2 separate regions of the Mus musculus genome follow, and region 2 is linked to region 1. The links are chromatin loops, found by intact Hi-C in ENCODE. Cell type or tissue: gastrocnemius. All regions are shown on one strand. Links, peaks and the distances in the headings refer to the core of each region. The heading gives the core; the rest is flanking DNA.

The links. Peaks named below come from ENCODE experiments on the same cell type or tissue, not always from the same donor. Only the 100,000 strongest peaks of a DNase experiment are listed, where the experiment ranks them.
Region 2: a loop joins it to region 1, with 5 times the contacts of the local background. A loop is called at or near these places in 27 of 42 quality-filtered maps.

What each region holds. Positions count from the first base shown.
Region 1 is chr13:24,929,967-24,946,047 of GRCm38, forward strand. Aldh5a1 (aldhehyde dehydrogenase family 5, subfamily A1) reads right to left here and starts at 7,695. Exons shown (of 10, transcript NM_172532.3): 1 at 7,285-7,695. The coding sequence starts at 7,602. Gpld1 (glycosylphosphatidylinositol specific phospholipase D1) reads left to right here and starts at 13,186. Exons shown (of 26, transcript NM_008156.2): 1 at 13,186-13,283; 2 at 13,433-13,747. The coding sequence starts at 13,651. 9330162012Rik (cDNA RIKEN 9330162012 gene) reads left to right here and starts at 7,435. Exons shown (of 2, transcript NR_102323.1): 1 at 7,435-7,637; 2 at 7,819-9,083. In gastrocnemius, for the core only: CTCF peaks have their summits at 7,733 and 8,971 (motif pointing right); DNase peaks (open chromatin) are centred at 6,580, 7,688, 8,968 and 12,756; H3K4me3 peaks cover 2,342 bases; H3K27ac peaks cover 1,827 bases.
Region 2 is chr13:24,979,955-24,996,035 of GRCm38, forward strand. It overlaps Gpld1 (glycosylphosphatidylinositol specific phospholipase D1), which reads left to right. Exons shown (of 26, transcript NM_008156.2): 18 at 1-40; 19 at 1,003-1,144; 20 at 2,554-2,662; 21 at 2,744-2,837; 22 at 4,074-4,253; 23 at 4,754-4,914; 24 at 6,938-6,964; 25 at 7,055-7,105; 26 at 10,082-11,982. The coding sequence ends at 10,168. It overlaps Mrs2 (MRS2 magnesium transporter), which reads right to left. Exons shown (of 11, transcript NM_001013389.2): 8 at 15,391-15,543; 9 at 14,771-14,888; 10 at 13,716-13,829; 11 at 12,341-13,234. The coding sequence ends at 13,124. It overlaps Mir12184 (microRNA mir-12184), which reads left to right and starts at 101; the gene lies at 101-164. In gastrocnemius, for the core only: a CTCF peak has its summit at 8,666 (motif pointing left); DNase peaks (open chromatin) are centred at 8,652, 9,140 and 9,244; H3K27ac peaks cover 317 bases.

The DNA.
Region 1 (16,081 bases), core at 5,250-13,249:
TTTTCATAGCACAGCAGTCTCATTGCTGTGGCCCAGCATCCACAGGGATATGCCACTGCACATGGCTCATCCAAGGAAAGATCAAAAGTCTCAATTCCATGAATCCCTTCCACTGAATATGCACTGTTCTCAAACTGCCATAGAGTGGGAAAACCCTAACTTGACTAATAAGTTGAAGGTGCCCTGTCCCCCATAACTATGGGGTGTGTAGACGTGCAAAACTCAAACAGGGTCCCAGAAAGGCAGAAGGGTGGACAGTAACATGTGGCTCCCATCCCAGCTCCTCTGCTAGAGTTCTAGCACCCACCCCTGTCTCTTCATCCACAACGTGATTCATATGCACGCCTCGTAGGATCTTCAAAAGACTAAACACATCACTTAGGCAAGCACCAGGAATAGTACTTAGCTTTCAAAGCCATCCACAGCCGTATTCCCTGAGCTTGTGACTGCTACCTTAGATGTCAAAAGGGGCTTTGCTAATATGATCATGGGTTGAGAAGCTGAGACTATTCTGTATCTCCAAATGGGCCCAGTGCAACAACAAGAGAGACTGTAACTGGACAGAGTCAGAAGGTCTGATGCAACCAGAAAACCAAGTGTCGGAGGGACGAAAGCCCATTGGCCAAGGCACCTGGAAAAGACAGGAGAACAAATTATCTCCTAGAACTTCTAGGAGGAAAAAAAACCTTGCAAACTCAAGCTGTATGTGAAGGTCTATGCTTTAATCCCAGCACTTGGAAAGCAGAGGCAGGCTGAGCTGTCAGAGTTCAAGGTCAGGCTAGTTTACATAATGAGTTCCAGCTTAGCCAGGATTACACAGAGAAACCCTGTCTTAAAAAACAAAATAATGGGGGCTGGTGAAATGGCTCACTGGGTAAGAGCACTAAGTGCTCTTCAGAAGGTCCTAAGTTCAAATCCTACCAACCACATGGTGGCTCACAACTACCTGTAATGAGATCTGATGCCCAGAAGGTGTGTCTGAAGACAGCTACAGTGTACTTATTTATAATAATAAATAAACCTTACAACAAGAAGAAAAGTTGCACCTATAGGTGACAATATCAAACTCCTTTTAAATTGGGAGTGGGGAGTAAATATATAAACCTTACGTGATTTTTTTTTCTCTTGCCAGGTTATCCAATGCGGTGGTTTATCTGACAATGCTTTTGATGCCTGAGAATTTGTGGGCAAACCTAAACATTGCCAGTGTATGTGATTATGAAAGTAAATAATAATCTCAGATTACTGCCTGGGCCTACTTCTAGTTCTGTTCTCTGTTTCCTGGCCTAGTCAGCCCAGTGAAGAGATCCACCATGTGGTCCAATCACCATGTGGTCCATCCACCACGGAGCTGTGTCACCATGCCTCTTCCACCATAAAAACCCAAATGCCCTTGGTGAGCCGGATTCAAATCTTCCTCCCGTAAGTTGCTCTGTCAGATATTTGTCTAACTAACATGCATCCTCTACTTTGCAAGGTGGAAAAGGTCATCCACACATGAAGGAAAGATGTAAGGCTGGTGATGAGGTATGTATGGACCAGTTCTGCTGCTTCAGAGAAAGGAGAATAGTGGAAGGCCAAGTGACTGAAGTTACACAGAACTAGACCTGCAAGAACACATAGACTGTGGCGGTGGGAGGCGATTGGCTTAGGGAAGGGAAGGAATTTACACTCAGGGAGAGAGAGATACAGGCAGTGCAGACTCAGGGGAAAGGAGGGTGAGCCTCATTTCCTGCCTGTGCGCCCCGCTGCTTCCTTCAGGGAATCTATGGAACTTTTCCCTCAGTAATGTTCCGGCACCCAGGGGCACTTTCAAGAAGGAAGTTCCCCTAAGAAGCCCCAGGCTCTTGTACTCTCGGAGCTGAAACATGTTCCTGCATTAGGGTGGAGGCTATGGTTGCATGACAGAATGATGTTGCCAATTTCAGAGGGGCCCCAACACCAGCAGTTGGTTGCCAAACTACCAACGGGTCTAGAAAAGCTCCCTGCACGCCTGCACTGTGACATCACTATGTGCCCTTGATCTTGGTGAACCACTGTGAGTCTGTAAAGTAATGCTAGAATATCCAGGAATCAGGTCTGCCCTAGTCTCCTTGCCCATCTCACTCCCTGCCCATCACGCCCACAGCTGAGTGTACACGTAGCACCTGCATGCATGACTATGCTAAAACAGCATGCCTGAGGGTTTATTTCATCTTACAGTCCACCATCAAAGGAAGTTAGTTAGGGCATGAACTGGAGGTAGAAGCCTGGACACAGGAACTGATGTGGAGGTCATGGAGGAGGGCTGCTAACTGGCCTGCTCCTGTGGTTTGCTCGGCCTCATCTCTTATGTACCCTAGGACCACCTGCCTAGGGAAACACCAAGTGCAATCACCTGGGCCCTTCCACGTCAATCATCCACCAAAAAAAAGCACTACAGGCCGATTTTATGGAGGTGTTTTTCGATTATGATTCCTCCTTCCCAGACGACCCACCTTGTGTCAAGTTGACATAAAACTAGCCAGCACAACTGACCCCTTGTCAACTCCACACACAAACACACCACTTTAGCCATAACCTTTCCTTTCTTGATGTTCTCTGAATATCACGTTAACATGAATCTCACTACGTAAAACATTCCTATTTTTAAAAGTCCCACAATCTTTACAAATTCTACACTTCAAAAGTTCAGTTTCTTTAAAACATCTCAAGTCTCTCTAAAACACTGAAACTCTCTTAAATACCCAACATCTCGGAGATATCCAAGGTTTCTCTAAATATCCAAAATCTTTGGAAGCTTTCAAAATATTTCTAAATTTCTGTACTGGATGGTTTTGTGTCAACTTGACACACGCTGGAGTTATCATGGAGAAAGGAGCTTCAGGTGAGAAAATGTCTCCATGAGATCCAACTGTAAGGCATTTTCTCAATTAGTGATGGGGGAGGAGGGTTGTGGGTGGTGCCATCTCTGGACTGGTAGTCTTTGGTTCTATAAGAGAGCAGGCTGAGCAAGCCAGGGGAGGCAAGCCAGTAAAGAACATTCCTCCATGGCCTCTGCATCAGCTCCTGCTTCCTGACCTGCTTGAGTTCCAGTCCTGACTTCCCCTGGTAATGAACAGTAGTGTGGAAGTGTAAGCTGAATAAACCCTTTCCTCCCCAACTTGCTTCTTGGTCATGATGTTTGTGCAGGAATATAAACTCTGACTAAGACAATTTCCAAAGTCTCTTAATTGTAAGTTCTTATAAAACCCAAAATAAATTAAACTTTTTTGTTGTTGTTCCAAGAGCAAAGAACCAGGCACAGTTGCAATCAGATCAGAGCAAAACCAAAGCTCAACAGCGCGAAGTGCATTATCAGGAGCTCACGATCTTAGACTCAGCTTGTGGCACTTCTCCATCTCTGCCATCCACAGCACACACAGCTTATCTCACAGGCTCAGGCTGGCTCCACTCCACAGCTGCCTGTCCTTGGTGACCATCTCATTATCATACCCCAAATGATCTCAGAAATGCTGGGCTATCCTGCTGCAGATGGGCTGCGCCTTCACCAATGGCCTCTCCTACGCTCTCCTCAGGGACTCTGACACTGACACATGGTGCCAAGCTGCACCCTCTTCGCGACCCCTTCAATCCTAGGGCTTCTACTACAACTGAGGTGCACCTTCACCGGTGGCCTCTCCAGGGTTCTTTCCAGGGACTCTAGCCTTACCACAGAGTGTCAAGCCTCAGCTGCTCTGAAGGACCCCTTCATGCCTTTAAAACCTGGGTAACTCTTATACTACCAAAGTTAGCTTCCAGCATGAGGTAGAGCCTCCATCCACTCTGGACCACAGCTTCTGTGGAAATATCCGCAGATTTCTTCTCAGTGTTACTGGTCTTAAAAAATCACCACTAATTTCTTAGCTCCTGCTGACCAGGACTGATTATCTCAGCCAAGCAAAAGTTTCCTCACGTCAGTAGCTCTTAATTTAAAATACCACAAGAAAGGCTTTAGTAGAGTCTTTAAGGGACTTTTAAACTTCCCTTTGGGATTTCACAAGCCAGGCCTCCGTCATCTGCACTACTCTTAACATTAGCTCCCAACCTCCTCCAGAGCAGCCCACTAAGCTCTGAGCACTCAACACAGCCCACTAAGCTCTGAGCACTCGACAGCTTTTCCTGTGCAGAGTTCAAATGGTACCACAGTCCTCCCAAAGCACACGGGCAGGCCCATCACAGCAATGCCTGTATCTGGTACCCATTTCTGTCTTCTTAGGGTTTCTAAAGCACACAGGCAGGCCCATCACAGCAATGCCTGTATCTGGTACCCATTTCTGTCTTCTTAGGGTTTCTAAAGCACACAGGCAGGCCCATCACAGCAATGCCTGTATCTGGTACCCATTTCTGTTTCCATTGCTGTGCTAGAGCACCATGACCAAAAGCTACTTGGGGAGGAAAAGCATCTTCTTTTATCCTACACTTCTGCATCACAGTCGGAAATTAGGACAGCAACTGGAGGCAGGAACCTGGGAGCAGGAACTGATGCAGAGGCCATGGAGGAGAGCTGCTGACTAGTTTGTTCCTCATGGCTTGCCCAGCCTCCTCTCTTACATACTCAAGGGCGCTCAGGGTGGCACCATCTACAATGGGCTGGTCCATCTCATATCAACCAAGATCATCTCCTACAGGTCTTCCTATAGGCCAGTCATTTTATTAAGATTCCCTCTTTTCAGGTGACTTACTTGTGTGAAGTTGACAAGACAATCCAGCCAGCACACACCCAGCACTGTCCAGCTCTACGACAGCGATAGAAGTGAAATTTCTACATCACGTCTAGCTTGATGCCTCTTTGTCCCATCACTCAAATATTTGGTGTCTTCAGCAATAGGTCTTACCATCATGTTCTGGGAGGTAACCCACAGCACTGGCAAGAGCTTTTAATAACACTAAAGACCTCTCTTTTTCTTTTTTAAAGTCATATGGAAACCTACTGTCTACTATAAAAGCTTCCATAGATAGAGGGATTTAAAATAAGTTACTCTCTAACAGGATAGCAACACCCTTTTAAGCACCACATGCTGACAAATAAAGAACCCAGTACCAGCAATGGATAATGTCTTTTGGAGTTGTTAGCCACTGAGGTCCCATAGACCTCCAAACAGTACAGGCTACTATTGATTGTGGATTCCTACCAGCTAAATCCATAGGGAAAACAAAATTATTTTCTTTATCAAGTTAGCATGCCTCAAGAACTTCCCTATTCCCAAAACAAAGAAACAACAATAACAAAAGCAAGCACAGGCCCGTTCATCGGCCACGGCCCTCTTACAGCCTCTTTCAGAACTCCCATTACCATTATCAAAGTCTACTGGGAAGTCCTTAGATGGTCCACAGGTCCTGAATGAAGCAGCTCCTTCCTCCCCAAGCTCTGTGACAGCTCCCTGCATCTCTTCTTAGTTCTTGGTCCACTCTAGGCCACAAGGGCCTCCTTGCTGTTCTGGAAGCCCAGTAGCCATGTTCCCGAGTTGCTCAGGATCTCCCCTTGCCTCTCTTCATCCTTATACCTAATATCCTCAGAAAGGCCAACCCTGATGTTATAGGAGAAAATGTGCCCCCTGCTAGAGGGAGGTGTTGAAGCCCCGAGTCACCTCATCAGTGCCTCAGAATGAGTCTTTAAAGAAGTGATTAAAGGCAGCTAGGCCTTCAGTCAACAACTGGCCCCAGAAGAAGGCCACGGTGATAGAACCACACAGACCAATTGGAGAAAAAGCATGATGTCTACAAGTTTGGGAGAAAGGCCTCAGATGAAACCAGGCCTGCCGCCATCTTGATCTCTGTTTTAGGGTTTCTATTGCTGCAACACAACATCATGGTCAAAAAGCAAGTTGGTGAGGAAAGGGTTTATTTGGCTTACACTTCGACAACACTGTTTATCAGGGAAGGAAGCCAGGACAGGAACTCAAACAGGGACAGAAACCTGGAGGCAGGAACCTGATGCAGAGGCCAATGAGGGGTGCTGTTTACCAATGGCTTGCTCAGACTGCTTTATTATAGAACCCAGGACCACTAGACAAGGGATGCCACCACTCACAACGGACTGGGCCCTCCTCCACTGATCACTAACTAAGAAAATGTCTTGTAGGCTTCCCTATAGTCCAGTCTTATGGAGGCTCCTTCCTCTCTGATGACCTTAGCTTATTCCAAGTTCACATAGAACTTAGCCAGCACAGCCTCTGACTTCTGGCCTCGGGAACTGCAGGAAGACACACTCCTGTCACTGTAAGCTGCCCAAATGGCCACCTTGGCCTCTCCTCTGACCTCTGGGCCTGCATGTGTCTTTTGCCCCCACATTATTCATCAGTTCCAGCACACTTCCTTGCTCTTTACAGCTTGCAGTTTGGATCTCCAAAACATCACGTAAGCTCTATAAGGGGCTGGATTTTCTTAAGATTCATTTATTTTATGCATATGAGCATTGGCTTGCATGCATGTATGTGTGCCTTCAGCAATCCCCTGGAACTGGAGTCCCAAACTGGTGAGAGTTGCCCCGGGAGCGCTGAGAACTGAACCCAGAAACTCTGCAAGAGCAGCAAGTACATCTCAAAAGGCGAACCGTTCTCCAGCCTCCCCCAACCTTTTTTCTGGACTCTGTATTCCAAGCACCTCCAGAAATACGTGGCACCCCCACGAAGGGTGGACCAATGTGAAGGCTCTAGTGCTTGTACCCTCATCAGGAGACAGCAGCAGGAAATGAAGGATAAAGAGACTATGATTTCATGGGGTTGGCTGCAGGGGTACTATCAAAAATAAAGGAGGAAGAATTTTTCTAAAATAATTTTCTGTCCTCACCATCTACCCTCCACTGTCCAGCCATCTCTGTTAGTAAGCGCATTTAGACCTAAAGTCAGAGAATGCCCCTAGACTTTTTCCCTCCTCTGAACGAAGCTCACATGTCCTTTCTCAGTGTCCTTGACACAGCTCCTACACATACAGCCCCAACATGCAACCTACATATACAGATACACATTCCCTACATACAGCTTTCACATACAGGGCTCTCTCTCATCTTCCTTCTACTCTCTCTCTCTCTCTCTCTCTCTCAGATAGGCTGGCTGACATAGCTCACTTTTATTATGCACACCTGTCGATACATGTAGGAAGGGGATCTGATAACCGTACGCATGCTCCAAACTAATTTATCTCTTTTTGTTGTTTGCTCTGGCTTTCCGTACTGTGTATCCCGAGGAACCGGTTTCACTTTGTTTCACTCTGTGGATCTCTGCTTCCTTCTAGGCCGGGATCCCGCACCTGCGGTGCTCTCACCTTGACCGAGACCCCTTTCCAGCTGTTGAAGGCATCGTAGGCGGCGCGCACAGCAGCGCGGGCCTCGGGTACCCCGCAGTCGGCCACGGTGCCCAGCTTGGCGCCGCTGGCCGGGTCGTACACCGGGAAGGTGGCGGGGGCTGGGAGCCAGCGGCCGCCCACGAAGCTGTCCCCGCGGAGTAGGTCGGCGTGGAGGCCCCCGGGGCCGCTGGCGTAGCTGCGCCGCGGGGTTCCTGCGGGCTCCGGGCGGAAGCGGCCGGGAGGCGGCAGCGCAGGACGCGCGGCCCAGAAGCTCCGCAGCAGAAAGCAGGTCGCCATGGCCCGGCAGTAGCGGCGACACCGGCAAGGGACAGGCAAGCGAGCTGCAGGATCTCAGGGGTCGCGGGAAAGCGGGAGCCCGGCGGCGGGGACGCGCGGGGTGGCGGGGACGCGCGGGGTGGCGGAGACACCGAGAGCGCCCTCTCTCTGAGCTGTTGAGATTGGAGCTGCGAGGAGACAGAGCTTGAACTGTGTTCCCCGCACGTTCTTCTCCAGGGCCTGCGAATGGAAAGACTCCCAGCAAGATGAATTCGTGCACATAACTCACCGTTCTCAATGTCGGATGCTCACCTGTCATTTCTTTAGGCCTTAATTGTGACGGGAGCACTTTCTGTTCCCCAGTTCCCCAGCCCCGGCAATATGCACTCCGTCTAAAGAAGGCACCAAAGGCCAAACTCGCGGTTTCATATGCTCGGGCTACTGAGCATTGGAACTGGGGATCACTGTTCAGTGAGGGGTGAAGTGTGGCTCAGTGATCGGTTCCTTGCATGCTTTTCTACATATCCCCTTCATGAATTCGGAGCACAGCGCTCCTGAGTACTGAGATTTGGGGCAACCGTTCAATTAGGGTCGAAGTGAGGCTTCCTCTTGCATGCTTTCTGTGTGTGTCCTCTGTTGGTCCTGAGCAGTGGTGCTCCCAAGCCACTGCCCTTTGCTTCGTGACGTAGCTGCTGTACATCAAGCAACTAACAGAGCTGAAGTTTAGTAACTGGAAACAATCATCCTAGAAGTAATAATAAGCCCGGTGTTGTGGCCAGCACTTGGGAGGCTCTCGGTAAGTTCAAGGCTGAGACCCTATTTTAAAAAAGAAATCAACAGGGGTGTGAGGATTGAACATAGCACTATCACCTTAAACAAAATCTTCATCCTCCTGCTGCATCTGGGCCCCAAACTCTGCAGAAGAAAGAAACCCTAAGTTTTAATTTGAATAAAAGAAACAGCAGGTTTGTGTTCAGAATACGTGGAGTCAAATGTTGTTGTTATTATTGAGAAAACATGTTATTATGTAGCCTAGGATGACCTACATCTCGCAGTCTTCCTTCCTAGAGTTCTGGAATTACAGGCGAGCACTACATGCCCCAGTTAGAATATTGTATTTGCAAAATGCCTTGGATGTTCTTTTAATTGTTGGCTTTGTCTTCTGCTGAGTCAGAGCCTCCCAGTCATGTGCCAGATACATCTGGCAGAAGTCTCAATAGCAGGATTTAATTGTGTGTACAGGTAGGTGTGCACACATATGTGCTGTGTGTGTTCACTACTTTGTCCTGTATTTTATTAAGGGAACTGGAGCGAGAAGCGGTCAAGATAAGGAGGGCCTCCGGTGGCTTTCTCAGCTATCGCAAGCTGGCCGGCCTGTATTCCTGCTGCCTGTAGGGGGCGCTCTACTCATAGACCATTCTATCTTCTCTGGACATTCCTTCAGATCTTGTCTTAATCACTGTAGACCCCAAACTTGAAATCGGCTTTGTGTCTCGGGATCCAATATAGAATTCACTGTCTCTCGTTATCTCTCTCTCTCTCTTCCTCCCCTTTTTTCTTTTATTTCTGTAAAGATTCATCTTGAAAAAAAAAAAAAACAGAAATAAAAGAAAAACATCTTGTTTGGTAACCAAAGCCAACGTCAAATTCACTATGCAGCCCAGGCTGGTCTTGAACTCAGGGAATCCACGGTATCAATCTGAGAGTATTCAAGCAAGTCACCGCTCCTGGCTTGAGAAACTTTGTAAAAGCTCTGCCTACTCTCCTTTTCAGCTGAGTTGCCCGCCTTGCATTTGCGCTCTAGGAGTAACACCGAAGTCTCGTAGCACTTTCACTGTTTGTTTCTTAGAAAGTGAGAAAAAAAAAACCCACAAAAATTCCCAAAAGCCTAAGCACACAATATTTAGGTTTAGTCTTACTGTTAATCTTCACAGCAACGCGGTAGTAAAATGCTTTTACTTACTTGTTGAAGGAAGGAGCTCACCAAGGCAATTGTCCCTATGGTCTGAGAAGTCCATTAAGTGGCACCCGAAACTTCCTACACTGATGCTTCTCCCCAGCAAGCCCCCGTTTGGAGTGGAAACAATTCCCTCCAGCCTCTTCCCCGTGACTCCCGGATCTTGGATGGGTGCTCACTAGGACCCACAGGAGAAACGCAGTCACGGGGGGCGGAGCCTCTTCTCCCCTTGGGTTCCTGGGTACCATGAGCTTCCAGTTCCTAGATTTTAAACTTACCTATTTATGTGAAGAACTGGAGGGTTGCCAGGATTGATTTTTTTTTCCCCCTTCTACCATGTGGGTCCCTGGGATTGGCCTTAGGTCATCAGGCTTGGCTGCAAGCACCTGATGAGCTATTATTATTCCTAACAGTGACATAGAAAGCTATGCTTTATTTTGAACGCTAAAATTGTATCTAAAGCTGGTCTTGGGGGCTCAGGCCTGCATTTCCAGCACAGAGATGTAGAGACAAAGAGATGGAGAATTCAAGGTAAGGGCTGGGGAGATGGCCCAGTGGGTAAAAGTGCTTGCCTTACACGCCTAATCACCGGAGTTCAATCTGCAGAACCCATGTAAAAAGGTGGATGCAGTGGGTATAGCTGCAGTTCCACCACTCCTATGGCAAGGTGGGAGCTGAAGGCAGACGGATCTCCCAGATGCACCAGTTAGCCTGGAGTACTCTGAGAAGCAGAAAGATGAAGAGAGACCTTGCCTCAAGCAGGTGTGTGTCTGTGTGTGTGTGTGTGTGTGTGTGTGTACTGAAACTTGTCCTCTCATCTCCACAGGCGTGCATGTGCGCGCACACACATGCACACACACACACACTTAAATAAATCAAGGCATAACTCAGCTACATAGATGGTTTGAGGAGAGCCTAAATTACATGCAGCTTTATAAAAAAATATTGTGTTTCATCATTTATCTGCATATGGAGACTAGTTTTCATTTCAATTGAAATTGACTTCATCCAACTTTGTTTTATACCCATATCTAAATTTTTAGAAATAATCTTATACTGACTAAACTGAATGCAAAGTTGGTTTATTGATAGGAACGAAATCAATAAATGGGTAGGGGATATAGCTCAGTGTTAGAACACTTGTCTAAAATGAAGGAAGCCCTGGATTTGATCCCCCATGCCACAAAACCCAAATTAAACAAAAATCAACAGGGAAAATAATAGAAGTCCCTGGTGAGTCTTTTGGGTGGGGGAGTTTTCTTCTGAATGATAGTTGTGAAGGAATATTGCACTTATAGTATACTGATCTCCACTTAAAATGCATTGTGCATTGGCTCATCTGATAAACACAATGACCCATAAGGTGGAAACTATTATTACCTCTGAGTCACAGAGAAGCAGAAGCATATTTTAATAACTTGCACAAGGTCCCTCAGCCTGAAGCTAGCAGGATTGGTATGCAAATGAGGCACACATTCTCACAGGCTCCTAGGATACCTGCACCCTTGCTTTTCAACTTGTATTTGCATTTCAGAGAAGCTCCGGGTGATGGAATCACACTGTCTCTTTATAAAAAAGGCCTGCGTTAGCAAGGTGGATAGCAGTAGGGGGGAAAATATTTTCATAAACATGTGGGCATGTACGATATAGGGGTCAGAGGTCAACATCAGGTATCTTTCTCAATAGCTTTCCTCCTCTTTATTTCTGAGATGGTCTTTCTCCAAACCTGGAGTGCATTGATTTGATTAGGATGGCTGGCCAATGCACTCCGGGAATCTGCTTGCCTGTGCCTCCCCTGCCCTGGAGTTACAGGAGCACAGTACTGTGCCTGGCTTTTAAATGCTGGTAAGGGTGGGAATGCGGTCCTCATGCTTGTGATGTCATGAGTAAAAGGCATCTCCCCAGCGTTTCTCAAAAAAAAAAAAAAAAAAAAAAAAAAAGCAACATTATTGCATAGCCATCACATGGCACTAAGTGAGGGATTCCTCCAGTTTTTGTTGCATTAACAAATATGGTCATTCTAAGCTTCGAATGTATAAAATATATAAGGAATCCGGGGTTAGTATTGGTTAGTAATGGAACCCATTACCTTCTCTGGTGTTTTATGTGGCTTGGTTTTCGTATATCTGCCTAAATAGCTCTTTTAGTCAGGGTTTTCACCTGGTGATTCTTGCCAGTCCTCTATCTGCTATCTTCTCGTCGTTGTTTTAAGCTTTTTACTGCATTTATTTACTTGTGTATGCGGGTGGAGACTCAGTCCTCTCCTTCCACCGTGTGGGTCCTGGGGACTAAACTCAGGTCATCAGTCAGGCTTGTTGGCAAGTATCTTTATCCACCGAGCCATCTTGCCAGCCCTGTTGTTGTTCTCAAGAAAAGGTCCCAGTGTGGTCCAGGCCAGCCTCAAACTTCCATCAACCATCCGTTTTCAGCCTCTAGAGTTCTGGGACAACAGTAAACGCCATCACCCCCAATTTTCTGTTATTGGCTGACTGACTATTCTTGGGTGCTCTTAGGTCCTAATTTAGCATCACTATCATCTTACCTGCAGACTTTAGGAGGCTCAGAGGGACAGGCAGGCCAACTGAGACTTCAGCACGCATAGTAATACTGGGGGATCCGCCACTGACTGTGGGTGGCTAGGACAAGAGGACACAGAGGAGAGCTTACTCATCCTAGGGACACTGGTTCCCCACTCCAGTTGGGTGTCATGTCACAGAGGGATGTAGGGCCAGAAGTCAGTTCTTTGGGGTTTTTATTTGGTTCTGTATAGAGAGCTAAAATTCTAGATTTATACGTCAATTTTCTCACTTAACAAAAAGTTAGTCTGATATGCTGAGCTCACACCTACTGTCCCAACACTGGGAGGTACAAGCAGGAGAATTTGGAATTTAAGGTCATCTTTGGCCCCATAAGAAAGCCAGAGCTATAAAACAAAGTGATGTAAGTTTATAAACACCCTGCTATCCAATTAAAAAACAAAATAACAAACCAAAACAAACAAACAAACAAAAAACCAAACAAACAAATAAAAACTTGTAGCCTGTGGCTTAAAGGCAGTTAGAAGCAGTCAGGACCAGTGCCCCTGGGTGGAGAGAACTACAGAAACCATGTCTACGGGTCTGAATGGGGCTGAAGATTACATAACCGACGGCTGCCTGGCAGACAGCCGGCTCAAATTCTCCCGTCTTTTGTTCATTCACCCTTCCCCTTGCCTAGCCCAAGGATGAATACTGCTTCCTCACAGCCTCTCGGGAGCACCCTGCTGCTTTGAACACTGACAGCGCATCATTTGGGTGTTAAGATCACCATCATTTATGTCCACGAATGACCTGGATTGTTTCCCTGTTTCTGATTGGCTACCTTATGATGAGTCTGTTCTGAGCCCAGCATTTTCCAGACCCTTGTCTCTTCGCCTTAATCTGCTTCCTGCCTCCACCTTGCAGGTGCAGTCAGTGTCTTTGGGCTGCAGGAATCCTTCCTTGCAACACATCTCGGGTAAGTCCTGTTGGAAGAGCCAGAGTAGATGGCCAGGAGTGGCTGGGGTTGTGTAACATGTCGAACTGGCAGTATCTGTTGCCAAACAACAAAAAGAGAAGCCGGTTCTCGGTGATCACCATAAAAGCTTTCCCAGCATGCACTTGGGGCTTGGGAGGATGAGGAAACTCTGATAAGTGTGAGGTGAGGATATTGGAGATGCCGCTCGTGGACAGCAAGGTAGTATCGGAGTGACCATCAACTGGCATAGGTAAGTGTCCGGTTTGGAAAGTAAATTGAAGGCAGCTTTGATTTGTTGAGCCAATTGCGTGTTGAGGGGAAATCTGGGTGGGTGGGATGATAAGGTGCCTCCAGCCAAGGCTTTTAGATCCCAGCAGATTGCTTTCTCTCCCCTCCCAGGTGGACAGTTTGTTTGCTGTTCTGGAAAAACTAAACAGTGGGCGATCCCCGTCGACTTCATTGGAAAACAGTGTTATTTTGAAACGAGGCTTGGTTTCCTGTGTCAGTGACCTGTGTAGAGGGAACACACCGAGTCCGTGCCTGGATTTGGGAGTCATAGTTTGGCTACAGCTAAGATTGTCCCCACGTTAGCAGAGCAGCTGAGGAGGAATGACAACATGTCTGCAGGCAGGCTGTGGTCTAGCCTGCTGCTTCTGCTGCCTCTTTTCTGCTCTAAAAGCTCATCTTGTGGTCTCTCAACACATGTAGAAATAGGTAAGTACTGGGCTCTGTGTGTGTGTGTGGGGGGGGGGGGGAGGGTCTGTCTGTCTGTCTATTTGTCTGTTTTACAGACAGGGTCTCCTGATATAGTTCTGGCTACCTTGGAGGTCACTATGTAGAATGGGTTAGCCTCAAAGTTGAGATGAACTTCCAACCTCTCTCTTGAGTGCTGAGATTATGTGAGTTCGACACCCATTCCTACCCCCTTCGTGTGTTAATTTTTGAAGATTATTTTTATTATTATTTTTTGGTGTGTGTGTGTAAGTATATGCACATGAGTGCACGTGTCCTTGGAAGTCAGAGGCATCAGGACTAAGGTTACAGGCAGGTATGAACGACCCAACATGGTTGCTTGTGATCAAATAATGTCCTGTCAAGAGCACTATGTACTCTTAACCACTGAGCCATCTCGACATCCCTCTTCATGTTATTAAAAGGACAAGAATCCATCAATGAACTTAAGAAAGAGATTGAAAATCTATCCCACATAGTGACACAACTCTTTCTCCTTTGGGAAGTTGCCTGACAGTGGAGAGGAGAGAGGAAGACTAGAAATATCCAGGGCTAGGAAATGGAAGGGTTGTTGGTTGTGGTGGTGGTGGGGGGATAGCTAGGTGAGAGAGCTGAGGCCCCGTAGGCTCCTTTATGTGAGGCCACTGGGTGTTCCTTGCAGCGGATAGTGAGGAAGCGAGGACAGTCACAGAATTAGGAGAGAAGGAAGGTGGATGTCTATGGCAGGGGTGTGAGACTAGTTTTGTGCTTTTATATTTCCAAGGACAGGCATTTCTAGGTAGATGTAAAACTTCATGTGTGGCCATTGGAGCGAGTCCCTGAGTGGCTGTTAGTGGCTCTTATGGGTATGACACATCATTTGAGCTTTAAGGTCACCCTAGTTTCCATCACTCACCTAAGTTATTTCCCACGGGTTAAGTGCTACCCATTGGCCTTAGGATGCTTGGCTTCAGGGAGGTAGGACAACCAGTGAGGCTGAGTGTTTGTTACCATTACAGGAGTCCAGCATCATAGGAATTATGATGAGGCTACAGACTCCAGTATGCCTGACCTTAGGGGTAGTGGCTGAGTGATCTTGACTGTGCTGGTTAGTTCTTGTCAACTAGACAAATCTGGGAAGAGGGAATCTCCCCCGAGGAACCTCCTCCATCAGATGAGCCTGTAGACAAGTCTGTGGGGCATTTCCTTCATTCATGATGGATGGAGGAGATCCAGTTCACTGTGAGCAGGAGATGTCTGGGTGTATACAAAAGCAGGCTGAGCAAGTATGAGAGCAAGCCAGTAACCAGCGCTCCTCTGCGGTCTCAGCTTCAGTTCCTGCCTCCAGGTTCTTGCTTTGAGCTCCTGCCCTGATTCCCCTCAGTGAAGGACTATGATTGGGATGTGTAAGCCAATTAAATCTTTCCTCCCCAAGTTGCTTTTGCTCATGGTGTTTATTTCAGCAATGAAAATCAAACTATGACATAGATAGTGGATTTAAATAAGTGAAAAGGGGGAGGGCCTTTTAAACTTATTTTTCCTAATTAACGTATGTATAACTGACAAAAATTGTATAAATTTAAGGTATGTGATGTGATAGGATATGTTGATAAGCTAATTAAAATGCTTATTACTTTGCATAGTTACCATCGTAAGCATATGTGGTAGGTCTCTTCTAACGAAGGGGTTTGGTTCTTATGAAATATATTTGTGATTTTTTTTAATGTGTAAGGAATGTAAAGCAATTCATAAAACAATTAAAATAAGAGTACATTCTACAGTGATTTTAAGACTAATTTTAGGTATATTTAATATTCTGGGCTTTCTTTTGTTTCAATAAAGATGATACTGTGTTATAGTTAAGCCACCTCTTTTCATTACAAAGAGGGACTAGGTTACACACGTAATAGGAAAAGTTAGCAGCATAAAGTAAATGTAGATTCTGAGCCCTGGCAGGCAGGATCCTAAGATCATAGTTACCAGTGTAAAAGGATACAGCGGGCCTTGGCCCTGGCCCAGGCCCAGACCTTCCAGTCTGCAGGGAAGGAAAAGGATTCACTGTTTCAGACTCCCTGGTGGGTGGTCTGGCCCAGAATGCTGTGTCCCAACAGTGAGTCAAACATTTACTGCTGAAAGCAAGTCAAGAAACAAAGGGAAAGGGACACAGACTGCAACTATTAGTCCTGCTGTAAACTAGACGTGTTGTTCTGAGAAACGTGTTGTTCTGGTGCCTGTAGCTTTTGGGGGGGGAGGTGCGGGGGTGCGGTGGGGGGCGGGGAGGATGTAATGAATTCTTAGGGATCTTCCAATTCTAAGGTAAAATGACAGAAGCCCAAG
Region 2 (16,081 bases), core at 4,434-12,433, 49 kb after region 1:
GTGGCCACCTTTTATTCTCACCCCAGACGGAATGACAAAGGTAGATGCTGGTCGAGGGGAGGGGCAGAGATCACGGCTTCACTGTGGCTGCCATGACATCTCTTGCATGTGGGCCTGTGTGCTATAATGTCACTTGCTAACAGACGGGCTCTCATGCTGACAGAGGTCGTGGCAAAAGATGGGGAGAGAAAGGCCAATGAGGGCAGGTGACATGGCTCAGTGGGTAAGTGGCTTCCTGCTATGGCTGACAACCTGAGTTCAATCTCTAGGACCCATATGGTGGAGAGAACTGACTCCTGAAATGTTGTTCTTTGACCTCCACATGTATGTCATGGCACGTGGGTACACACACAAACACACACACCATAAATAAATGTTTAATAAATAATAATCACCAAATCAGGCCACCTGGTTTATTGGTCCACATACAAAGGGACAAGAGGTTATTTTCACAGCTTCAAAGAGTGGAACAGAGATGCTGTGAAGGCTGAGGGCCAGAGCCAACGTAGTTGCTCCAAGTGCCCTGAGAAGGCTTTTCTAAGTAGTGTCCCTTTGGACCCTTTGGAAATGGGCTTGTGAAACACACTTCATGTCTGAAGTGTGACATCTGCGAATAGTGCTGGGGCCCTGGGATCCGTGTATAACCAACAAGGTCTGCAAAATCTCAGAAAGGACCTGGTTCTCATCTGCTCATTAAAAGGACCCATCCCTTCTATTCAGGGTCCTCCCTCAGAAGAGGAATAGGTACCAACCATTCACTCATATAGAGGGTTGCTTTTAAGACAGGGTATCACACTACCAGGCTAACCTCAAACTGCGTATAGCCAAGGATGACCTTGAACTCTTGATCCTTCCACCTCCACATCCTAAATTCTGCGATTCTAGACGTGTGCCCCCATGCCTAGAACACGCCTGTCTTTGCTCCTTTCATGTTCGTTTATTGGGCCTGGGTTTCTTGGCTGATGATTGGTTGGTCGGCTGATGGAGCCTGGTGTTCTTTAGAATTACTGACTTTGGAGGAAGCTGACTGGAAGGTGAATGGGGAGGAGGACTTCTCGTGGTTTGGATACTCCCTTCACGGGGTCACAGTGGCAAACAGAAGCCTGCTGCTGATTGGGAGCCCGACCTGGAAGAATGTCAGCAGGTGAGTGTTGACATCGGGATCAGAGGAAACGATGAGCATAGGGGCACGTGCCAGGTGTTGGGGACCTCAGTAAGTATGAGGTATGAAGAAGGGGGTGAATGGTTATTGCCCTTAGAAGGAACAGCTCTGGAGGGAGGCTGTAGGTTCTTATGCAAGAACATTGCACAAGACATTGCACAAAGAATTTCTCAGACGATGAGTTTAAACACAGAAATATTTCATGTTACTGTTCTGAAAGCTGGAAGTCTCAGATCAAACTGTGGACAAGGTTCTGCTCCTGTTTGGCTTATATATAGCCATCTTTGTTAGAGTTATCTCTGCAAGTCAGAGCACTCTTCAAAGGAAATAGCTTATCCTTTTTTGAAAATATTTGTATACAGGGCTAGAAAAGGGTGTTAGATTTCCTTGGAACTGGAGTTACAGCCAGTTGTGAGGCACCATGTAGGTGCTGGAAATCAAACCCCAATCCCATGGAAGAGCAACGAGTGCTCTTAACAGCTGAGTCATCTCTCCAGTCCCAGAAATAGTTTATTCTTCAGCCACATATGACTGACTGGGGCACAGGGACACAAATTTAAGTTGTTCAAATAACATGTTCAAATACAGAAATGGTTTTGTGAAATTACATTAGTTACAGAACAAAAGAAAGTAAGAAATCAAAGCATTTATTTTTTCCTCGAAATAAGTTGGTGGAAACAACAGGTAGATTAGAAGCTCAAGGACTCGCTGCTAGCTTCAGAGGCTTCCTGAAGATGTTTAGCCCGGAGTTGGTGAGAGATAGTTGCCTATGGCTTTCAAAGGGCTTTAACTAAGAGTCACAGAGATGCTAGGTGAGATACAGAGATGGGCAGTGAGTGAGTGAGTGGCAGTTGTTAAAGAAAGTCGGAGACCACTTCTTGGCTCTGGCTCTGCAGCATCACAACAGTCAGGAAGCAAGCCAATCACTTGGCCATGCAGAGACCGTTCCACCCTGGGCTTCTCACAGCCCTCTGGTGTCAGTGTACTAATCTGCTCATATAAGGACTAAGTCCTGTTTGATTATGGTTCTCCCCAGTGTTCCTTCTCACTCGGTGATCCTTTTAAAGACATTGCCTCCAGCACAGTCTGATTCTGAAGTCCTGGCATCAGGATTTCCCCTCGGACACCAGCAGTGGGGTGGGCCGTGAGAGTGAACCAACCACTGGTAGCGGGCATCTCTGCTTTTGCTGCTGGGAGGAGGTGGAGGGTTGAGGCGAGACTTGGGAGTCTCCACGTTCGTGAGATTAACTTCATAGGAGCCAATGCTGGCAGTTCAGGACCATAGGACAGAGCCCAAGGTCTACATAGTAGGGTGAGGCTCCTTTCCTGGACACTAAACCCCTTGGGGACCAGCATCCTGCATCTGCCACTAACCACTGTGTTCTCCCCAGGATGGCACGCTCAAGCCACAAAAAGAACCAAGAGGAAAAGAGCCTGGGAAAGGTGTACGGCTACTTTCTCCCGAACCGCCAGAGCACAATCACTATCTCGGGAGATAAGGTACGGCAGGCTCCCTTTCCAGGACAGTGTGCTGTAGGGAGCTTGCTCGCTCGATCGGTAACAACCAATTGTTCTTTGCAGGCGATGGGAAAGCTGGGTACCTCCCTGTCCAGTGGTTATGTGAGAGTGAATGGGACCCTAACCCAAGTCCTGCTGGTTGGAGCCCCTACTCATGGTAGGTCATCCACATCCCATGAGGCTCTTTGACCATATTGTCTTGACAGAAAGTCATGGGACAAGTGGGCTTAAGTGCTTCCTGTTTAAAAGTCATGAGTAGCAAGTTGTGTATTTAGTCTCTTTGAATTTGTATATCATCATTTACAAAATGGCTATAGTATCAATACTTCAAATGTTGTATGCACGGAATGATGCACGGAAGTGAGTTTAAAGCTCCCACACTCTGACCCCAGAGCTAGAGAAGAGCTGCTTTGTTTTGTTTTAATTCTGTTTTTGTTATTGAGACACTATTTAGCCCAGGCTCACCAGAAACTTGGAGTTGACTCTGCGGGTCCTCATTCCTGCAGGCCAAGCGGAGGCAGGAGGATCAGAGGTTCAAGGCCAGCCTCTGCTATGTAGTGAGTTTGAGAGTATCCTGGACTACATGAGACTCTCAACAAACACACCCACAAATTACGGGATAGACAGATGACTCAGTTCTAGCACCTGTGTCAAGTGGCTTAACTGCCTGTAACTCCAACTCCAGGGGATCCAGTGCCAACTTCTGGCTCCTGTGGGTACTCGCTCATGCACATAAGATACGCATACACAGAATAAATATATAAAAAGTGTAACTCATATTTTTAAAAAATTTAAATTATTTTTATTATTTTAAAATTTTTTAGTTTTAGGATAGTCAAGTCCTTTAATTAATGCTGGCCACTTGAAGCATGTGGGGGTTGGGAAGGTGGGGTAGAAGGCCTGCCAGCAACTTCCTCATGTATTTTTCTTTCTTAACTAGAAAATGTATTCATATCTTATTGTAAGCATGTTCTATGTCAAATACTCTTCAAATATACGGTTGTTCTTACATATATAGCGCTTTTCTTCCTTGTACCTGCCACTGTGCTTTGCCTTAGGCACAGAACCAGACCTGGGGAAATTACAGCTACTTTTCTGATACACGATGGGTATCAGGGAGATTCCTAGTCTAGAGGAGCCAGTGTTCTGACACCCTTTCTGCATAGTGCCAAACCACTTCCCAGAATGCTTGCTTCCTGTAAGCGGGGAAGAGACTTGAATAGTAAACTTGTATCTGGCAAAGGTTTGGCTGCGTGGTCACCGTGCAGTTGGGGACAGGACAGTGTGAGAACATGCTGCACTTGAAGTGCACATTCCTGGGGCACAAATGGGAACACTGGTGGGGTCCTCTCTTCCCTCTTATGATGCTAGGAGGCCCTGTGGCTTGTTTCAGATGACGTGTCTAAAATGGCATTCCTAACCATGACCCTGCACCAGGGTGGAGCCACTCGGATGTACGAACTAGCTCCCGAGAAGACACAGCCTGCTCTGCTCAGCACATTCAGTGGAGACCGACGCTTTTCTCGATTTGGTAGTGTTCTGCACCTGACTGACCTGGATGATGATGGCTTAGGTAAGGCTGGGCATAGTGACTTTAGCTAAAGCTAACTCCCTTCATACTCAATGGACCTGTGTCCCAGTTAGATGGACTAGCTTCTGCCTCCTCATGGACAGTCCAGTGGCCCAAGAAACTTTTTTTTTTTTTTAAGACACCACCTCACTTAGTTCAGGTTTGCTTCTACCTCCTCGTGCAGCCAAGGCTGATTCTCAATTATTGATCCTTCTGCCTTTATCTCCCAAGCTGTGTGGCACTGCATGCATGTGCCACGCCTGGCTTCCAGGGCTTCTATAGACCAGAACTTAGATGCACACAAATAAGCTGCATTTCCTAAAGACTTAGTGGGAGGGTCACCAGGTCCATTACTGATGGATGACAAAGTGGGAAACAAAGGCCTTTCACTGACTTTGGAGGCAGCCGTGGCAACTGGTTACCTGTGGGAGGCTCAGGATCCCGAGGTGGAGGACAGAAGGCAGAGAGGAGTCTAATGCTTCTTTTCCATTTTTTGTTAACAGATGAAATCATCATGGCTGCCCCACTGAGGATAACAGATGTCACTTCCGGACTGCTAGGGGGAGAAGATGGGCGAGTGTACATTTATAATGGCATGTATACCACCTTAGGTGACATGACCGGCAAATGCAAGTCCTGGATGACTCCATGTCCGGAGGAGAAGGTAAGGGAGACCTGCGGAGTCCGTGATGGGCAAGGTCTAGCGCCTAGTCATCCGCCCGTGGGCCTACAGCTGTGCTGGCTGCCTCTAGAGCTGGAACCCAGTTGGACTTGGTCCTTGTTCACAGCTGGCCATGGCTTGAGTAGGTGCCCAGGGCAGGGAGCTAAAGGAGGTTTGGCCACATTGGAACTTCACCAAAAACTGCAGCCTTTTGATTTTTGTGTATTGCTTCCTTACTCCTTTCTCTGACGGGGTTCCTTACGTCTCTAAGCACTCAGCTTGGCTATTATTATTTGTTATTACTATTTATTGTTATCTTTCTTAAATTTGAAAATTAAGGTGTAGTGGCATATGCCTTTGACCTGAGCACCCAGGACACAGAGACATTTGGGTCTCTGTGAGTTTGAGGCCAGCCTCATCTATATAGTAAGTTCTCTGCCAGGGGTACAAAGTGGGACCTTGTCTTAAAAACAAACAAAAAATGATTTTTTAAATGGCAAAATGAAAGTTTAGTGTGAAAAATGTAGAAAATACAGAAACACAAAGAGGAGCATTAAAATTAACCTACTTAGAATTCTATAGGGCTTTCCCCTGCTAATCAGAGTGCATAATCTTCTAGTAGGCAGGAGGCAGGCTCTTGCCATGTAGTCCTGTTTGGCCTGGAACTTGTGGTAGTCTCCCTGTGTCTGCCTCACTGGTGTGGGGATCCCAGGCTAGCAGTACCATGTCCTACTTAGTGTGCACACAATACAGCACTGTGTGCAGCTGAATCCACATCAAAGCTACGAAGCTATTTTGATGCCAATGACAGACAAAGAGGCTGAAGGACAGAGGGCTTCTGTTCAAGACACACTGCAGACGGCAGCCAAGGGCCTGTGCTAAGACCTCTTTCTAACACTTGTTAACCAATAGGATCCCAACATGCCTGTTTTGTTCACAAATTAACTTGATTTTTCTTTTTTAAGGTATAGTCTAGGCTGGCCTCATATTTCCCACTTCCACCTCCCAAGTGCTAGACTTTAATCAAACAGTATGCAAGCTGAGCATTCCCAGGCTAAAACCTGAAACTGCAAAAGCGAAGACTTCTCATGATCTGACATGATACTGCAAATGAAAACTCTACAGTAGGGAACTGGTCTTGTGTACAGTCATTAGCATACTGTATAGAACTGTCAGGCTGTGGACCTGTCAGATATATCTCCTGTTTAGTCTGAGACACATCCTCTGGACATCCCAGTATATATCTGTAGATACTTCACATCCAGAAAAATCCCAAATCTAAACTCTGGACCCAGGCATTCTGGATGAAGAGTATTCACCTCATATTGAAAACATTGTTGGGCCAGTGAGGTGGCTCAGTGTCTAAAGGAGCTTGCTGCCAAGCTGGAGGGCCTAGGACCCACGTGGTAGGAGAAAACCTACTCTCAAGTTGCCCTCTGACCTCCACGTGCATGCTTTGGCACACATGCATGCACACACAACCCAAGTAAAATAAGTAGATGATGTAAAGAGGAAAGCACAAATGACAGCAGCCTAGAGCCTAGATTTTATGGAAAAGTACACATTGCTCTAGAGGGATGTAGATGTGGTGGTAATGGCTGTAACTCTACTACTCCAAAGGTAGAAGCAGGAGGACTAGGAATTCAAGGACAGCCTTGGCTATATAGTGAGTTTGTGGCCAGCCTGCATTACATTAGATCCTGCTAAGAAGGGAGGTGGGAGGGGGGTTCTATCTGTTAACTTTTACCTTGGAATAAGCCCATTTAACTGACTTACCACAAGTGGTGACCGCTAGTCATTATGGCTGATTCTATTATACACCACAGGGCAAACATTCCCATGGAAATGATTCCTTACAAGACTAGGTTTTAGGATCTAGGCTTCTGTAAATGGGATTTCTAGGTTACAGGGCATACCTGGAGGAATCTGGAAACACTGAAATATGAGCACGAAGCTGTCAGACTGGCTCAAAGCTCTGCATGAGTAGTAACCATGCTAAAGGTCTCCCCACTGCTCTCTTTTCCAGGCACAGTATGTACTAACTTCTCCAGAGGTAAGTACCCCAAGGTCTGACACCCCCACCCCAGCCCCTTGTACTTATTGGTTCAACTGCTGAACCAACCATGGTGTGCGTGTTTTACAGGCAAGTTCAAGGTTTGGGAGCTCGCTGGTGTCCGTGCGGTCTAAGGGAAGGGTGAGTACAGGGCCTGCGCTTTGACACCAGCTCTGACAAGCCTTTCTTAGTTTAGAAAAGAAAGGAAACAGGAACTTAACCTCACTATTTTTTAAGTGTGAGACCCATGCCCCCCCCCCCATGCCCTCCCTCTGTTGCTCTACAGAGGGCTTAGCAGGGCCTGTGGGACAACTATATTTACTTTTTAAAAATACTTTAAGTAGCTGATAGAATATTTGCTGACATGAGGTTTTTATGGCGTTGGCTCTCAGGGTCCATGACTCAAGGGTGTTTGCATGTGGTGCTGAGGACGTGCTCTCACTCCTGCTGCCTCTGGCTGTACACACTGCACCACAGCTTCTGAGACAGTTCTCACATAACCCCCAGTATCCCCTGGCCCTTTATGGCATTTGCAGATCACTGCAATGACAATGTCCAGACTGCTGATTTTTAAAACATGTTTATTTGTGTTACAAGTATGTTCATGAGCCACAGTATACTCGTGGTGCTCAGAGGAGCAGGGGAGAGCCTTTGCTCTCTCTTCCCACCATTCGTGGGTCTCAGAGACTGAATTCAGGCTGTCAGGCTCGGCAGCAACCTCATGGGTAACATCCTGGGTGCCTGGTCCGTCTTTTAATAAGTCTAGACCAGTGGTCCTCAATCTCCCTAATGCTGCAATCCTTTAATACAGTTCCTCATGTTGTGGTGACCCCCTCAACCATAAAATTATGGTTGTTGCGACTTCATAACAGTAATTTTGCTACTATTATGAATTGTAATGTAAACATCTGTATTTTCTGATGGTCTTAGGCAACCCCCATGAAAGGGTCATTCGATCCCCAAGAGGTCACAACCCACAGGTTGAGACCTGCTGGTCTGGACAGACACCTACACCATGGCTACACTCTTAGGCACCTTTGTTTCCTTTCAATGAGTACTTCCAATAGTTACACAATACTTTATTTTTTGGACAGTCCATAATTCAATTAAATTACACTCTTATATTTATGCTATTTCCATTTTTTTATTATTGCAGATAGTGCTGTAGTGAACATTTTTGCACCTGTATTTTTACATAATTATGCAAATATCCTTGTAGGCAAGAAACACAGCAGTGGGACTCCTAAAAGTTTCTTCTATATATTTAATATTTCAATAAATATAAGAAATTTACCTTAATATATACTAATAAAGAGCCAGGTGTGGTGACTCATGCCTCTAATCCCAGCACTTGGGAATCTGAGGTAGGCATCTGAGGCCAGCCTGGGACTCAAGAGTTCCAAGTTAACTTGAGCTAGAGTGAGACCCTGTGTCAAAACAAAGGAAACCAAACTAACCCACAAAAGCATTTGCTCATCCCAGGACTGGTATTTTAAGACTGTGCCAGGCTATTAACAAAGGAAGGATGCCGACTGCTCGGAAGATACACACAGGTCTGTGAGACTGGCACACGACGAGCAGCTGGGGGGCAACGCTGGGGGGCAACGTGAGCAGGAGTCCCAAGCGTGGGCAGTCCTAAACTGGTGACAGCAATCTGGTAAAGGCTTGGGAGGTGCTTGGCAGACTCACAGTGAAGTTGCCCTCTGGTGGCCAACAGTCCTCACTGACAGACCATGACAGACCAGGGTTAGCTACTAGAAACAGCAGTTATTAAGTTTATGGAAGGATTCTCTAAAGGATATGCTTGGCTTTTACTTACAATTTTATGCATTTTCAAGAAATTAGACATTGTCTGGAACACTGACCAAGGGTAGCAGTGATCAAGGTCATTGGAAAGGACTTTACAGTTAACTCTGTTAACTCTACAAGTTAGCCTTCCTAACTGCAGTTCACTTGTGTATTAACATCCCCCACTTTCCCATCTCACAACTAAGACAGGCTATTAGCTCAGTGGCCTTTCCCTGAGACCTGAGGTAGGACTCAGGAAGGAAGGACACGTGAGCTGGTGGGACTGGAGACGTGTGTAAGGAGCACTGGCACTGTCATTGTGCCCATGTCAGTTGGTGAGCCTCAGCAGGACATTGACTCTGCTTCACTGGACAGCCGAGAAGACAGAGCAGTCCGACACGGCCAAGTCTCCGCTTACAGCTTAGACCAAAGCATAAAACGCAGCTAAGACCTTTGGCATCAAGGTACAATGACACAGGGATACAGACAGTGGCTGTCTATGCAGAACTCGTGGTTCTGAGATGGTTAGACCAGGGAGATGGCAAGCAGCCAGGAAGTTTAACTTTTGGGGAGGAGCATGGTTTGACCAGGAAATAGAAAGGAGACATAGAATATAGCCAAAGTAAAAGCACATTTAGTAAATTAGTAATTACATAAAAAATGGAAGAGAAGAAATTACCACTTTGCCAACTGAAAAGATTATTTTTCTCTTGTGTTGACTGACCTTGGCGTATTATAAGGCGGTGCCAGTAAGGGCCCCACCTAGAATCCTGATACATGATCAGGCCACAATACATTGCTACCATTATTATCATTTTGGGATTATTAATGTTAAAATACAACCAACAAGATAAATGTCACAGCCTGCTGTCTAAAGTGCTATCAGCCAGCATAACCAGCTACACTACTCACCAACAAAAATCTAAAATAACTTTTGGCTATTCCCCAAGATCAAATTGAACTGTTGTGAAGATTTGCCATTACTACAATGTTTCACAACCTGCAGCAGACTCTGGAGAGAATTCTGAAAGTGAGCTTGAGAACAGTGTAGGCAGCAGGGATGCTTTGTGAAGGTGGCCCGTGCAAGCCCCCGCCACTCCAGATGTGGGCACATGCACCGACCACAGTGAGGTTCTGGGGTCCCCTTGTACAACAGTGGGGTTTGGAACTTATCAGATCTGAGAAAGTGGCGTCTGAACAAAGAGAGAGACACAAGTTCTGGCTGTGGGGTGTGGCCAGCATTGCTTTTATGTGTACTTCAGAGCACAGAATGACGTCTGCTTCATGGTGGGAATGTCACTAGTGCTGTCTGTCTTGTGTCCTCCACAGAACCAAGTGGTTGTTGCTGCTGGAAGGAGTTCTTGGGGAGCCCGGCTCTCTGGGGCACTTCATGTCTACAGCTTCAGCTCAGACTAAAGACGGCACTCTTCTATTCAGCCCCGCTTTCTTGAGCCAAGTCATCTCCAGGATGGACAAAGTAGTTCTCCGGTGGAGCGAAACCTGGGACAGCCAGGCTGCCTAGAAATATGGTCAGCTATGTGTGGACGCCGTGTGATAGGAGCAGCAGGCTGTGAGGTCCCCTCTCAAGCTCTTTCTTCTGCATCCTCTGAGTTTGCTGCCGGTGCTTGGGACTTTATCAACCCACCTCCTTTTCTGTGGGAATACCTGGCTCTCTTGCCTAGAAAGGGTGTAGTTAGCTCTTAACACTCTCCATATAATTGCTCCTATAAAAAATCCTTGGTAGTGGTGGCTGGTCCTATTTGGATCTTAAATGTACCCCAAATCTCCTATGTTGAAGGCTTGATCCTTAGCTTAAAGAAGGTAGGAACTGTGGAGTAGGACTCTGTTGAGGAGAGTTACGTACTGGGTTGTATCAGGACCCCTGGGCCTTCCTTGCCTCTCTGTTGCCAGCTGAGCTGCCATGACCTGGGCAGCTCCCCTCTGCCACAGCACCCTGCTTCTTCCCCAGCCCCAAAGCAACAGGGCCAAGCACCCTGGCGCTGACATGGCCGAAAACTGTGAGCCCAAATAAACATTTCCTCTTTTTAAGCTGTTTATCTTGGGTATTTTGTCATATGTCTGGTGAAAACAGTGGGAGGAGGAGAGAGGGGCGTGGGGAAGGGGCCACACTGGCCCTCCTCACTGCTGATCTCTGTGCTCCCATTCTAAACAGTCAAGTACAACTACAGACACTAAGGAAGGAAGGCACAGCTGCTGTGAGTACACACTCTGACTCCTAAGGCACAGCAGGAAGCACAATGGGACATTTGGTTTAAGTAGTGGTCCAACCTATCTAAAGAGCACAGCCAGCAGAAGGGCCATCGTTTTGGTACACGGACAGCAATTAGCAAATGTAAATGGCAAGGCGAACCCCAGAGCCTTGTGCACAGCAGGCAGGGGCTCCCTCAACCCAGCCACACAGTGCCAGTGATTTTGCTCTGTAATGGATGGACAAAAGCCTGTCTAAACATGGCCAGAGGATTTGTCTTTTGTTCAGTGCCTGAGCATAGCATGTAACAGGCATCAGATAAAGAAAACTTAAAGCTTACAGAAATCCAAACATCTTCAAGTCGACAGGATACTGACTGTATTGAGTCCTCTGTGAGAAAGTACATGATACACCCACGTTTGGATCCTCCCATTAGAACCTCTTTGGCCATTACTTAAGTTATCACACTGAAGCTCAAATGTAGCTTCACTGCAGCCAATCACAGAAATGAAGCTGAGCGCAGCTCCTGGATCCCAGCACCCAGCAGCCTGTCAGTGAGCTGTTTAGCCTATTCCAGTCTGCTGTCAGGAATCACTTCACAGGATGACCTCTGCTCTGCCCACATGGGCTCAGAGGCTCTGAACGTTAAGGACAGACCGGATCCCACCTCTTTGCTCACACCTGATGTGTGACTGCTTTCTCAATCACTAAACTCAGTATTTGCTATTTACAGTCCCTTTAAGGAGCACTGTCACTCAAAAACCCTACCTGACCTAGCCACCTTTAAAAACTTTAAACTGCCGGTTCTGTCCTTTTATGTGAGGTGAATTAATTACATTTTGGGGTGGAAGCACTTCATTATTCCTTCCCTGTAGGCTAAGCGTTGCTCTGGCCTCACTATAGTCTTACAAGTGCATTACTTTGGGAAGCACACTTTTTGGTATTGTAATGTTCTAGCACACAACTGTATGAAACCTCCTGAGAACACACAAGGGCAGGCTGAATGGTTATTAGAACAACAGCTTCCAAACTTACAGGTATGAGCGATCTGTCTCTTCCCGTGCAGTTAGAGGGCTGACCCCCCAGCTCTGCTCCACCAGGCGAGTGAGCACTCTAAAATGAGCAGCACTCGCAGCCTCATTTCAGATGGTGTTTTGAGTCAGTGTCTTACTTATAGTCCAGGTGGGCCTGGAACTCACTCTATAACCTTCACTGGCCTAGAACGTAATCTGTAGCCCAGGCTGGCCTCAAACTCTTTGTAATCTCCCTGCTGCAGCCTCTCAAGGACTGGAGGCACAGCTGGTGGAGCAACCATGGCCTGCTTTGCCATTTGTTTTAAACGAGAACTTTTGACTGGGAAGATCACGTTCCCACAGTTCTTGCATTAGCTACGTTCTTGTTTGACAAGCCCATCTGCTAACTTCTGAGAGGTCGGCAAACACATTAGCTGGCTGTATACATTTTCTCCTGGGGAGGGGGTAGTAGGACAATCTCTTAAAACAGGCAATCATCAAAACAGCTATAAAATTGTAAGAGAATAAACAAACTCCTTCTTTAAACCTAACTCCCATGGTTCTATTTATAACTAATCAAAAAATAGTAAGAATCTTGATTAACTGGAATCCAAATATGCTGACATTAAATTATACCTCCTTTCATTCATCTTATATATAAAAGAGAGCAAATGCCTGGAAGGTCTAACACTCCTCCAGAGCTTGCTGCAAGGCTAACAGATCCATTAGCTTTCGTTCCTGAGTGAGAACCTGCTAGGAGTGTGGGTCCCTCCCTGCGCGAGGAAGTGAGGTCTGTGTGCTCAGGAACCATGGGCTCTGCCAGTCCCTGGGCTCCTTCAGCACGAAGCTGCACTCTTCTTGATATGTAGAATGACGCTGAATCTACATAAGTCTACCTCACAATAAATTAATCTATACTTTAAAAAGCCCATAAAAACAGTATTTCAAAAGTTGGTAGGACACAGGGTTTTGGCCTTTTACAAAGAAACCTCTTCTTAGTCTCAAAGAATTCTGAAGATGTGATCAAGTTTAGTATTGTGAATGCCACAGTATTTTTAGTCAGACATAATTTAAACACCAGTTGTCTTTTTTCCCCAGAAAGTAATAATAGCTTCAGAAGTATACAAATCTTTGTCTGTCAGGCTGCTGCTAGCGGCTTGCCAGGATAGTCCTGCTTGCTCCAAGTCCTTCCGGCCTGAGGCTGTTTTTCACGTCCATCCTTCTATTGGCCAGAAGGGTCTTTTTAGGTAAGGAGGTCATCTACATAAAGCAGGAAAGGAATTTCAGTTTGTGTTTCCTTAGAAACCACTAACCAGAGGGTAAGGGAAGGCTGGGCAGGTCCGTGCCCGTGCACTTCCTCCAGCAGTGCTGACTCCACAGACAAGGGAGGAAAGGAGGGGCAGCCCCCAGGCTCATGAGAACACTACAGCTAGCTGCATTTCAGCACAGCTACAGGAAAGCCCTGCAGAGCATCTGTCTCAGTGTAGGATTCCTGCCAGTGTTCTACAGAAACCAAGTCATTTCCAGCTGATTCACTGTGCTGGACACTGCTAAGCATCCCACCTTATTTAACTGTCTACATCATAGGATGCACATAGTGTGGACTGGATTACTAGAAGGGAAAGTAAGGAGAACTTGCACAGGGTTACAAAGCCTGCGACCACTGAAACCCAGGCTGCCTGACCCTTGGCCCAGATCTGCAGAGAGCCCAGCAGTGCTGCCGTGAACCCCAAGTCCATACCACAGGGGGCACAGGAGCTTCCAGCTGTCTTCCAAGGAATGAGAGCAACCTCCTCCAGATGAGACCACTTCCCATAAACATAATCCCCGTAACCAGCCAAAACACGCGATGGTCCTGAAAGAAATGAGTTTGTTCCAGTCACAAAGAGGGGGGGGGGGTCAGGCTCCTCACAGACAAGCTCCCCGCCATTGAAGAGTGCTCCATAAAAAGCAGCGAGGACAAGGCCTGCAGTAAAGAAAGCCCAAACACCACGGCGAGGGCAGGACTACTCCTCAGTCTCCTCACAACTGGGGTCTGCTGCACCTGGGACTGTGTATAATGCAACTATCAGAAAATGCTGTAAAGGCAAGGCTTTGCTCTGCAGCCCAGGCTGGCCCTCAATTCCTGGGCTTGAAGAGCTGGATCTGCAGGTGTGCACCACCACACCAGGATGAGAAAGGATTTCATTTTGGGTTGAAATCCTCTTGTTTTATAGAAGTGCAACTTTAGTTTCCTGAGGCTCTCATCTACAAAGTAGGGGAAATGTGTCTATTTTATAGAGTTGTGGTAACTGTACCAAAGAAGCCCTATATATGTAAACTCCCAGGAACACACAACTAAAATAAAATCCCTTATTACCACTGCCTCACAGTTAGTCAGTGTCTCCTGGGTACTTCCATGTTCTAGGAAATAACGCACAGGGGCCACTGGTAACTGCCTGACTTCTAAGTGAGTTATAGCCTGTGCTCAGGTGACATCTTTATTGTCAGCTTGACTAGATTTGGAACCCCTCAGGAGTCAATTCTGGGAGGGTCTCCAGAGGGGGCGAGCCCCCTGCTCCTGACTGTGGCCCACATGACCAGACGCCTCCTGCTTTGCGACCTTGCCTTCCCCGCAATGATGGACTGTGACTCCTTTAACTGTGAGCCAAAACCAACTTTTTGCACCTTGTGTTGCCTTTGCCAGGGATTTTGTCACAGCAATGAGAAAGGGAACGAATATACTTCAAACAAATCTGACCATTTAAACATTATAAAATAAAATCCTGTGAGCTATTTAAAGAGTTGCATTCTTACCTCTTCAAGGGAAGATTCCAAATTCATGCCAAAAGCAACTCCCATCAGACCAAAGAGTGAAAGGGAGAAGGTTCCCATGGTCAGCTGGAGATTTAACCTCATCATCACATTGCGATGGCTGCAGAGAAAACAGCCCACTCAGACCAGCACACACCCAGATCCAGCAACACCGAGTGAAGGCCGATGGAGGCTGGGGGTGGTCACTCTTCACCTTCAAAAGGAACTCCTGTGATGTATTATAATATTGTAGCTTGACAAAGTTTAGAATCACCATAGAAACAAATGTCTTAACTGAGGTGGGAAGACCCACCCTTGCCATAGGTGGCACTAGTCCGCAGCTGGGGACCTGGAGAGCATTCACAGGGAAGTGAGCACAGCACAGCACTCACCTCACTGGTTCCTGACTAGGACATATGAGCAGCTACCTCAAGTTTCCCTCAAACTCTGAGTCCAAAAAACCCATGCATCATTCAGTGCTTTAGCCAGGCCATAGGTAACCAATAAAGCCCACTGGAGTAGTCCCAGATGTGATGGTGTGACTTCTTCCAAATGCCATTGTTTTAAAAAGTGCTTCTTCGTTCCTAACTGCAGTGCTTGCCCCCTCTGTAGGGCATCCTCACCTGTCTAGGTTGATGAAGATAATGCTCTGCGAATCGTCAATCAGGACCCGAAGCTCGCGCGCCTCGTTGGAGAGGTCCTCTGCTAAGCGGTAGTAGTTCTCCAGCAGCAGCTCCATCTCCTCTGCGTGGTCGATCCCAGTGCTGCTCTTCTCACTTCAGTACAGTCAACAGTCAGCAAACCCAACACTGTGCAGTGCATCCTGACCCCCAACTCCAGCCACCGGGGAGAGAGCTAGCCTTGTCTAGTTTGTTGTCTAGCCTTGTCTCACCTGCTGTGACTGCATCCCATTTGTGAGCTCTGTCAACTGATCCTAAGCATATGCACGCAGCCCTACTCAGAGGAGCTCAAATCACTGTGCCCAGGCCCTCAATCCAAAAGACGCATGGAAACGCAGCTGTGAATACTGATGAGATAGTGCAAACACTAGGGCACTATGGAGCACAAGAGAACCCAGATTAACTTGAAAAGAGCATTTCCTGGGGCTGGACGATGTCTCAGTGGTTAAGGGTCTTCCAGATGACCTGGGTTTGATTTCTAGCACCCTCATGGTGGCTCACAACCATCTGTAATCTGAGAATCTCCAATTCTCAGAGATCTGATGCCCACTTCTGGCCTCTGTAGACATGGAACATACAAGTGGTACATAGACATACATGCAGGCAAAACACCTATGCATATTTGAAAAAGCAT